2 separate regions of the Homo sapiens genome follow, and region 1 is linked to region 2. A link is a loop called in an ENCODE intact Hi-C map of the cell type or tissue named here. Cell type or tissue: mammary epithelial cell. All regions are shown on one strand. Links, peaks and the distances in the headings refer to the core of each region. The heading gives the core; the rest is flanking DNA.

Region 1 (2,806 bases), core at 35-2,534, 140 kb before region 2:
AGCGTGAGCCACTGCACCCAGCCTATCTTTTTTTCTTTTTGAGAGAGGGTTTCACTATGTTGTCCAAGCTGGAGTGCAGTGGCAAAATCATGGCTCACTGCAGCTTTGACCTGCCAAGCTTCAAACAATCCCCCAACCTCAGCCTCCTGAGTAGCTGGGACCACAGGCATATGCCACCAGGCCCAGCTACTTTTTTTTGTTTGTTTTGGTATAGATGGAGGTCTCCTTATTTTGCCCAAGCTGGTCTCGAACTCCTGGACTCAAAGTATCCTCCCCAGCCTCACCGTCCCAAAGTGCTGGGATTACAGACGTGAGCCACCATGCCCAGCCCTTTATTATAATCTTATTAGGAAGATACTACAGGCATCCATAATCTGAAAACCTCAAATTAGAGCACGGTGGCTCATGCCTGTAATCCCAGCACTTTGGGAGGCCAAAGAGGGCAAGTCACCTGAGGTCAGGAGTTCGAGACCAGCCTGGCCAACATAGCGAAAGCTCGTCTCTACCAAACAGAACAAAACAACAAAATAAAACAAAACAAAACAAAAATTAGCCGGGCGTGGGACAGATGCCTGTAATCCCAGCTACTCGGGAAGCTGAGGCAGGAGGATTGCTTAAACCCAGGAGGCAGATGCTGCAGTAAGCCGAGATTGCGCCACTGCACTCCAGCCTGGGCAACAGAGCTAGACTGTCTCAAAAAAAAAAAAAAAAAAAAAAAAAAATTAAAAAATTAAAAAAAATCTGGAATGTGTCAAAATCTCTAACTATAGCTCAAAGGAAATGCTCACTGGAACATTTTGGATTTATGCTAAACTGGTAAGTATACTGCAACTATTCCAAAATATGAAAAAAAAATCTGAAACCCAAAACACTTCTGGTCCCAAGCATTTCAGATAAGGGATACTCAACCTGTACCATTATCCCCATTTTACAGATGAGAAATCAGAGGCAGAGTTGTTTAATAACGTACCCAAGGTCACACAGTTGATTGGATACAAAATTTGAACCAAGGCAGTCTGACTTCAAATCTGCATTCTTAACTATTATTCTATCATCAATAGGAGGCAGAAATAAAGTACCATCTAGTCCTTTTGTTTCCAATTTCAGGAAAGGAGCTGGTAATCATTCCCAAACTTCCTCAAGAAGCAGAAAATACTGTTGACATCCAAAAACACTGCCTAAGATACGTATTTATGAGCAAAAATGACTGGAAGAGAAATACATACCATGTTGTGACTGGAAGAGAAATACATACCATGTTGTGAGAGAGCCTGTTCCAGGGGGGACACCACATTAGAAGGAGGTTTCAGCCGAATAACATTGTTGGTGACGGAGAATGCCAGTTTCACTGTCTTGATCAGCAGCTGGCCCTGCCCCTGGCCCTCTGCCCCATCACTAGGGTGCCAAATGGAAACCAAAGATGATTCAGACAGTATGACTTCATTCGCAATATATGTGCTCTCATGAATTAGATTCCAACAATAATCCCAGAGTTCAACAGCTTCTGTTAGAGGCCCCAGTCCAAACTAGGAGAGAGGAGGAGTAATCAACTCCCTTTGCTATACGCCAATCTATACAGCAGCCACTAGGGTATGTAAAGGCTATGTCCTAGGAAGAACAATGTCGTCTTCTAAAAGCTACTGCAAGTTAACTTAAACTGGAGTTATTAGTAACATGCAGGCACAATAAAGACAGACAAAGGGAACGTGGAGAAGGAGCCCTACCTTCGAGGCTGAGCAGCCATCACCATGTCAATGGTGTCCACGCCAATGCCCATGATATTGATAACTGTCTGTCCTGCTTCTGTGTATGCCAGGCTGCAGATGCAGAGAAACTGCAGGCTGGGAGTATGACTGGAAGACAGAGGTATTCTGAGTTACCAGGGAGCCACTCAGTGTATCTTGGAAGGAAGGGCATTGTCCAATTAGGCTAGGGTGGCTAACCTAACCTACTGGACACTGGAGACCAGCTCTCTGCAAGCTGAAGGCACTCTGATCACTTTCCTGAAACAGACTTGATCACCTAAAGATCACCCTGAGAAGCAATCTAAATGTCCATCAAGTAACAGATACAGCTACTGAAAAGGATCATAATTAATCCATATGATGGAATGCATAGAACCATTAAAATAAGACATCTATAAGCAGTAGCATGGAAAGAAAGTTACAGTCAATACAGAAAGAGGAAAAAACCAAGAATACATAGTAACTGGCCCTGGGATGCAGATATATATGAAGAGTGTCTCGTCAGGAATGAACTTTTGTAACGATCATAAAGAATGATTAATATATTAGTGTATGTATACACATACACACACACACACACACACACACACACACACACACACACACACTCTCTCTCTCTCTCTCTCTCTCTCATTCCTACTTCTCTGTCCACAGTGAGAAATGATAAACAGGCCAATGGAAAGCAACTAACAACCTCAAGATTACTGAGTTCTGGGCTCAAGCAAGGTAAATTCTCTGGAAGAACTGAGACGGCTTTGCACAGCAAAAGCCCGTGTCTTGCCTTGGCGAGCACCAAGCTCTAGTAATCAACCCTTCATTACCTGCTGTGCAGGTCTGTCTCGTGGCACAGGTTCAGTATCGCATGAATCAGCTCCAAGATCAGGCAACCTGGACTCCAGAAAAGACAGAGGAATGATGTGGCCTTGTGAAATGACCCCTTATCTCAAGAAAGGGAAAGAAAAAAGCTCTCCAGTGGGGCCAGAAATCCCCAGGTCTTCCCTGCCCATGCTGTCCTTACCAATCTGTTCCCTCACTCCATGAGAGTTGTAGCGCCACTTATG
Region 2 (2,806 bases), core at 301-2,800:
TATGAAATGTGAATAAGTATCAACTGTCACATGGACAAATGACAATTTTCCAAATGAAGGTACATGTGTGACATCCATTTGCCATAATGCATTGGGACATAAACCTCTGGGATTAACTCCTGCCTCCTGAGTGGGCACATGTAGGACTTGACACTGAGTACAATGTTGTACAACATTTTTTGCCTGTTTTCATATGATATCAAATTTATTTTTTAGTCCTGATGCATTTACATGAGTCAAGGCACGAAGTTTTTATGCTTTTATGAATGCAGATGATACTAGCAAGTCAGCTTGTTCATTTGCCTTAGTTAAAGGCCCTGGTAAATTAGTATGTGTTCGAATATGAGTAATATAAAATGGGAAATTTCTTTTTCTTACAGTTTGTTGTAACGAATTAAACAGCTGATTTAACTGATCATCCATACTATATTTGATTAGGGCTGTCTCAACATCCTTTGTAGCCTGTACTACATATGCAGAATCTGAAACAATGTTAATAGGCTGATTAAAACCTTGTAACACTGAAATGACAGCAACCAACTCTGCTCTTTGAGCTGAGTGATATTGAGTTTCAATGACTTGTTCTTTTGGCCCAGTTTAAGCCACTTTTCCATTGCTGGAACAATCAGTAAACGCCATCAGAGCATTTTCTAAAGGTTTATATCTGGTAATTTTAGGTAAAATCCAAGTAATCAATTTTAAGAACTGGAAGATTTTTGTTTTTGGGTAATGATTGTCAATAATTCCCACAAAATCAGCAAGACCAATCTGGCATGCAGCAGAATTGATAAAAGCTTGTCTAACCTGTTCCTTGTTTAAAGGAACAATGATTTTATCTGGGTCACTTCCACACAATTTTACTATATGTAGTCTTGCCTGACCAATTAATGTAGCCATTTGATCTAAGTACAATGTAAAAGTCTTAGTTGTACTGTGAGGAAGGAATGACCACTCTGCAAGATCAGTATTTTGAACAATAATGCCTGTTGGAGAATGTGCAGTAGCAAAAATCAAAAGTTGGAGTGGGGCTAAATGATCTATTCTATTTACTTGTGCTGACCGAATTTTTTCTTCAACTAATTCAATTTCTTTAGTTGCTTCTGGAGTTAATGGTTTTTTACTGTTTAAGTCTGGATCCCCTCTCAAGATAGAAAACAAATTTGACATGGCATAAGTAGGGATGCCTAGAGTTGGCCGAATCCAATTAATATGTCTTAGCAATTTTTGAAAGTCATTTAATGTTTTTTAATGTGTCTTTTCTTATTTTTATTTTTTGTGGTTTAATTTTCCTTTCCTCTACCTGCATTCCCAAATAATGGAAAGGAGTAGAGGTCTGAATCTTATCAGATGCTATTGTCAGTCCTGCGTTTGCAACATCTGTCTGCAGAAATGTGTAACAGTCAATTAATTTGTCTCTTGTTTCTGCAGCACACAAAATATCATCAACATAATGAATGACATAACAATCTGAAAACTTGTCTCTAACTGGTTGAAGAACTTGAGCTACAAAAGTCTGACAAATAGTTGGACTGAGGCAACACTTTCCACTAAAACCTGGCTGGTTCTTTATTATTTACGGCTGGTATAGTAAAAGCAAATTTTTCAAAATCCTGTTTTGCCAGAGGAATGGTAAAAAAGCAGTCCTTCAGATCAATTATAATTAAAGGCCAGTCTTTGGGGATCATGGCCAGAGAGGGCATCCCGGGTTGGAGAGCACCCATGGGTTGTATTATGGCATTAACAGCTCTTAAGTCAGTCAGCATGCGCCATCTGCCTGATTTTTTCTGAATTACAAACACAGGAGAATTCTAAAGAGAGAAAGTGGGTGAAACATGTCCTTTTTTAAATAGTTTTTTAACTATTTTATGTAGCGCCCCCAACTTTTCCTTAGAGAGTGGCCACTGTTTGACCCATACAGGACACTGCAGGGCGAGTCTGAATTGCTCCTTCACTGTAGTGAACTGTAGGTTGGGCAATAATGAGTGCCACGAGCCAAGTCGCAGTGTGCCTAGTTTCAGGCTGCCTCCCCCAGCACTCACTCGGCTGAGGAGGAGGTGGCCATTGTGGTTGTAGCCCCAATGGCCCCAATGATTCTGGACTTTTTCCTTTTAATTTTAATGTTTCAGGATATATTACCTCCTGTAATTGATTGTAGTCAACACTTTGCGTTGACTGAGCCATTACCGGCTCTGCTACATATTTACAATGTGAACTTTCCGTTCCTTTCTTGAACTCTGTCTCTGCCTCTTCTTCACAATCTATCACACAGCTTTCAGGGGCATCAGAAACTGAAATGCTATCTTCTTCTATTTGAAATGGTTCTAAAGTTGCTTTAATAATGGCCCAATCATTCCATACTGTAAGTGGGATGATTTTACCTTCCCTACTTGCTTGTTTTAATTCCTTGCCAATTTTTTCCCAATCTTTTAAATCTAAAGTTCCTTGTTCTGGAAACCATGGGCAGAATTGTTCTATTGTTTGAAATAGCGTAATTAGATTTTCTGTAGAAGCTTTAACTCCCCCTCTTCTTAAGAGAATTTTAATGAAGCTGAGATAAGAGGCATATTTACTTTCAGTTTGCCCCATTGTTACCCTGGATTCCTCCGAGCGCACAAGCATACTGCAAGGCTGACCGTGGACGTACTCGGGAATCTCTCATCAGCTGTCCTCAATACTCACGTTCTCAGCATAACTTCACCCTGGAGAAAGGCCCCATATTGGGCGTCAGATGAAGGGGTGGCCTGCCCCTCCATACCTGTGGGATATCTCGTCAGGTGGGATGAGAGACTGAGAAAAGAAATAAGAC

Evidence for each region. Hi-C counts contacts between places; a loop is a spot of excess contacts. Peaks named below come from ENCODE experiments on the same cell type or tissue, not always from the same donor. Only the 100,000 strongest peaks of a DNase experiment are listed, where the experiment ranks them.
Region 1: a loop joins it to region 2, with 4 times the contacts of the local background. A loop is called at or near these places in 2 of 110 quality-filtered maps.

What each region holds. Positions count from the first base shown.
Region 1 is chr9:128,986,636-128,989,441 of GRCh38, reverse strand. It overlaps NUP188 (nucleoporin 188), which reads right to left. Exons shown (of 44, transcript NM_015354.3): 21 at 2,764-2,806; 22 at 2,567-2,633; 23 at 1,725-1,853; 24 at 1,256-1,395. Among named protein-coding and RNA genes, the nearest start is that of SH3GLB2, 40 kb to the left of the region's middle. In mammary epithelial cell, for the core only: no CTCF peak of the experiment used is centred there; a DNase peak (open chromatin) is centred at 1,421; H3K27ac peaks cover 1,521 bases.
Region 2 is chr9:128,851,162-128,853,967 of GRCh38, reverse strand. The region is part of intron 1 of KYAT1-SPOUT1 (KYAT1-SPOUT1 readthrough); the gene reads left to right. All of the region lies in intron 1 of KYAT1 (kynurenine aminotransferase 1), which reads left to right. Among named protein-coding and RNA genes, the nearest start is that of SPOUT1, 23 kb to the right of the region's middle. In mammary epithelial cell, for the core only: a CTCF peak has its summit at 1,752; no DNase peak of the experiment used is centred there.